2 separate regions of the Homo sapiens genome follow, and region 1 is linked to region 2. Evidence: read pairs that join two places in POLR2A ChIA-PET (ENCODE). Cell type or tissue: HepG2. All regions are shown on one strand.

What was found. ChIA-PET counts read pairs that join two places held together with the same protein. Peaks named below come from ENCODE experiments on the same cell type or tissue, not always from the same donor. Only the 100,000 strongest peaks of a DNase experiment are listed, where the experiment ranks them.
Region 1: POLR2A ChIA-PET joins it to region 2 with 12 read pairs; 2 of 35 experiments call an interaction of 5 or more read pairs at or near these places.

The regions. Positions count from the first base shown.
Region 1 is chr11:12,469,925-12,472,424 of GRCh38, forward strand. The region is part of intron 1 of PARVA (parvin alpha); the gene reads left to right. Among named protein-coding and RNA genes, the nearest start is that of PARVA, 94 kb to the left of the region's middle. In HepG2, no CTCF peak of the experiment used is centred here; no DNase peak of the experiment used is centred here.
Region 2 is chr11:12,845,009-12,847,508 of GRCh38, forward strand. All of the region lies in intron 3 of TEAD1 (TEA domain transcription factor 1), which reads left to right. Among named protein-coding and RNA genes, the nearest start is that of TEAD1-AS1, 77 kb to the right of the region's middle. RefSeq lists an enhancer at 1-1,991. In HepG2, no CTCF peak of the experiment used is centred here; DNase peaks (open chromatin) are centred at 293 and 1,053; H3K4me3 peaks cover 1,297 bases.

The DNA of each region.
Region 1 (2,500 bases), 380 kb before region 2:
TCAAATATTGCGTTTCTAGTCACACTTTAGAGATGTTTCAATACCTCTCCATTTACAAATTGGCTCACTTTGGCTATACAACAAGTCTTGGGACAGGTGTGACTTTACTTACCTTATAAAATGTAAGCTGGAAATGCTGCCCCAGAAATGTGCGTGCATGCGTACGCACATGTGCGCACACACAGTCAGGCTAAAATGGAAATGTATTTTGTTTTTCTGGGAAAAAGGTAAAATCCTTTGCATCCCATTCTCTGCTTTGGCAAATTCTGCCTCAACTCATAACCTGTGCAGTTGAAGGGTGGTCTTGACAGTTTGGATTATGTATTCAGCAAATATTTCTTGAGTGCTTACAATGCTTGAGGTGTTGTTTTAAGTAATAATAATAGTTGCATGTATTTACCTAGCTCTTACCAGCTGCCAGGCATGCTTCTGGGTACTTTGCATATATTAACTCATTTAGTCTTCTCAGCAACCCTTGGAGGTCGGCAATATTGCTGTCACTCCCATTTTGCAGGTGAGGAATCTAAGGCATGAGAGGTTGATGAACTTGCCCAAGGCCACAGAGCTGGTGAGTGGTAGAGTCTGGATATGAACGTAGGCAGCTTGGCTTCTAACCACTGTGCCCTCTGGCCTCATGGGGGATCTAATAGTGAACAAAAGAGAAATAGTGCCAGTCCTTACAAAACTTACATTCTGGTGAGGGAGAGAGTTAACAGCCATATAAGTTTTTATTTCAGATCATGATGAGAAAATAGATCATGATGAGAAAATAAAACATGAGAGGGAGGTGGGAGGGCGCTAATCAGAGTCTCATAGAATAAAACCTCAGCTCCTACCTATGACCTGAGTATGATGGGAAGTCACAAGAAAGCTTGAAGTGGGAGAATGTATGATCCTATTTACATTTTTGTAGAACATTCTCGCTGCACTGTGGGAAGTAGGTGAGAGTGGGGGAAATGCAAGCAAAGCAGTAGACCAGTTAGAAGGTGGTTCTGATAGGCCAGGCAAAAGATAACGGTGGCTCAAGTCAGGATGATAGAGCAGGGAGATGGTGAGAAGTGTTTGGAATTGGGTCCTGGTTTGGAGGCGGAGCCCACAATACTTGCCAGTGTTTTGGACAGATGCAAAAGGTGAGGAAAATGAGAACTTAAGAGTGATTCCTCGGAGCTTGGCGTGAACCATGGTGTAAACAGTGGTGCCATCTACTGAAGAGGATAAGAATAAAGAACAGGTTCATTTTAGTGCTGGTATGGTGGGTATGAGGGTGTTGAGAATCACAAGTTCTGTTTGGATGTGTACATTTGAGATCTCTATTAGTAGACCTAAGAGGAGACATTGAATAAGTGATTAGATTCATAAGCTTGGAGCTCCAGGCTGGAGATTTAAATGTGGACATGGACATTAGTTGAATGGGATGACCTAGGACATTATCCACTTACTCTTTTAAAAATTTTATTTTTTAACTTTAAGTTCAGGGGTACATGTTTGTTACATAGGCAAACTTGTGTCCTGGGGGCTTGTTGTATGGATTATTTTCCCATCAACTATAGACTGGATAAAGAAAATGTGGTACATATACACCATGGAACACTATGCAGCCATGAATAAAGAAAGGATCATGTAATTTGCAGCGACGTGGATGGAGCTGGAGGCCATTATCCTTAGCAAACTAACAGGAGCAGAAAACCAAATATGGCATGTCCTCACTTAAATCATGAGAACATACTTGATGATCTTGTGATGGAACCTTTCTACATCCATGCTGTCTGGTGTTGTAGGTACCAGCCACCTGTGGCCATTGAGTACTTGAAATGTGGTTGGTGCAGCTACGGAGCGGAATTTTTAATTCACTGAAATTTAAATAGCTCAAGTGGCTAGTAGCTACTGTATTGGACAGTGCCGATCAGTGTAGCTACAGGAGAGAAAGTCCCAGGCAGGAGCAAGTTCCTTCATTGGCCAGTAAGCCTAGCCTTGCAGCCACATTTAAACATGACTTTATTTCCACTGCTCACTCCTTGCGTAGCAATGCTTGTTAACAAAGTAATGAAAATTGTGCTTCTTTGTGAGAAATAGCCTGAGAAAGAAAGAAAACTGGTAGTTCTAGGGGAGATATTAGAAGAAACTATAGAATTTTAAGGAAACAGTTGTGCTTAGCTGGAAAACAAACACAATCTGTACCTACAGAATCATTTAAGCCAGGGATGTCCAATCTTTTGGCTTCCCTGGGCCACATTGGAAGGAGGAGGATTGTCTTAGGCCACACATAAAATACACTAAACACTAATGATAGCTGATGAGCTATTAAAAATCTCCAGATAATGTCATAATGTTTTAAGAAAGTTTATGAATTTGTGTTGGGCTGCATTCAAAGCCATCCTGGACCACATTGCAGCCCGTGAGCTGTGGGTTGGACAAGCTTGATTTAAGCTTTGAAGGTACCCCTTCTGTGTTTCTGTCATGTTTTATGGAGAATTCTATGAAATAGTCGGTGTCTGTGAAT
Region 2 (2,500 bases):
AGGCTAAAGTGCAGTGGCGCAATCTTGGCTCACTGCAACCTCTGCCTCCTGGATTCAAGCAATTCTCTGCCTCAGCCTCCTGAGTAGCTGGGACTACAGGCACCCACTACCATGCCCGGCTAATTTTTGTATTTTTAGTAGACACGGGGTTTCACCATCTTGGCCAGGCTGTTGTTGAACTCCTGACCTCAAGTGATCCACCCTCGGCCTCTGAAATTGCTGGGATTACAGGCATGAGCCACTGTGCCGGGCCTAGAATTTTTATATGAGGAAGTGGTGTCCTTATTTTCTCCAGTTGCAGCTCTCTCTGCAGGGAAAGAGACATTTGGAATGTTGTGGACTTGAGAACTCTGAATGCTTTCAAAGCACTATCGTGTGTGTGTGCGCACACGCACACACAGTAGCTAGAAGTGTTAGTCTAGCACAGGAGTTAATTGAGTTAATGTGTAGGGAATTCAGTAATAACAACAGAGCGTCCTCTTTCATTTCCCAGATCCAAAGCTCTGTGACATGCATTAACAATATACCTCCATGTAGTTTGTGTCTCAGTCTGTGTACACGTGTGTGATGGCTAAATGGGAACTGCACAGCCAGTGGATTTGTGAACTTGAGCACTTGCACCTGGCTAAGGGTTTATTAAGTGTGGAAACCGTACTGTTGTTGTAAAACAGTTTTCATCTCAAGAACCACCTGCCCCTTTTAGCGGTGGCCTTTTGCACGTGTCTTGCACTAGCCAAGACAAGTCTATCCAAGAGGGAGCTTGTGGAGTAGGTTGGTGTTTGAATCTTTCCCAGTACTCCCAAATGCACATAGAATTGGTCGCCTCTCTGGGTGTCCCAGGGGGCTGTGCCCCGCTCATGTTCAGAGTTTGCTCAGCATACCACACAGGAAAGAGGCCGGCTTGCCAGGTCCTGCGGAGCGCCTTTCCAAGCCTGTGAAAGGCACGAATCATCCAGCAGCCGAGCATGCTTACAGCTGGCCCTTTGCTAGCTTTGATCTGCGAATCAGGCCACACCATGAATGCACTTATTGTCATGTTATGTGTACACAGTGTGTGAATTATTGAAAATAGGGAGGCCTGAGCCTCATCTGGTAGAGATTACAGTGCAGGCATGCTGGGCGAAGGTCTGTAATTGAAAATCCCCAGATGCTGTTTATTTGGCCTTTGTCACATGACCTGCTGCAGGAAGATTGTCTGAACAAAATGTTGCCTGCATGGAGAGTGGAGCCCGCCCTCCCCCACCCCCCAGAGCCTCCACAGGCTCAGTCTGTGCACAGCTTAAACACCTGCCCAAAGGATTTTTAAAGGCTTAAAATAGATTCACTCATAGCATTTAAATAGAGGGCATCTTGCTTGTTGGTTTAAACTGCTTAAGCGGTTGTTGACTTGTGGAACCTTCTATCCACACAAGGGTTTGCTGGATAATTTCACTCTGAGATATCTTTACAAAGCAACATTCAGGGCCCGAGCCACATAAGTAGTTTGGGCTCTGCCTTTTTTTTTTTAGAAGTCAAACTTCTGTGTGGTGAATGAGCTTGCAGATAAAGCTGTGTTGACTGTATATATTCCTTCTGTCTGTAGAAAATATTGTGGGTACTGAGAATAAGGCCCTGAGTTAGCATGTCTGACTTCCGTTTGTCCAGTTCATTCTTACCTATTCTGCCTATAAACAAGTTGAGGTGTTTCTTAGAAAATTTGTTTTTCTCAATTAAATGCTGAATGTTATGCTCTCTGTCAGTGGTGGATTGAAGTAGGATACTAAATCTGAAATTGATGAAGATCACAAGAATTAAAAACAGGGAAGATTGAGCTAATTTTGAAGTAAGAAGGGCTTTAAGCTTTCCAGGTTCATTCTGTTAGGGAACAAAACAGCCACATGTCCTCTTTCATTGCCAGTCTGTCTCAGCTGTGCTTGTGGCTTCCTCTTTGATTTCTTGGAGCTTAAGAAGAGGAAAGATTCATGGGTATTTCTGCATTCCATAAGCATCCAACACGACTGTGAGCTCCTTGAAGGCAGGAGCCCTGTTGCATTCTTCTTTGCATCCCCAGTGCCTGCCAACACAGTGCTTTCTCTGTCTTCCTGCGGCTTCCCCCTCCCTTTCTGCCTGCCCATTCAAAGAAGACAGTCACTGCGTCCCATGAGCCATGATGTCATATATTCAGATATTTTTTCTTTCAGGGAGAGACTCAAGTCAACAGTAGCAATATCATTAAGTAGCACATTCTTCATGCAGGGCCAGAGGTTGGGAGGATGGAGTAGTTGGGAGTAGGATGTGGGTCCTGCCTTCACAAAGCTCACAATCTGCCAAGGAAAAAGCAAAAACAGGCAGAATGTGGTGTAGCAAGCTTGTGCTAGCAGTGTGCACAAAGTATGGTGAGCAGGAGGGGCAGACCCAGCCCACTGCTGGGGAGTGAGTGGAGGAAGTGCCAGCTGCAGAGGCCTGGCAGCTCAGGAATCATTCATTGTTCAGTAGATTTGGTGGGGTGGGGGTGGGGGTG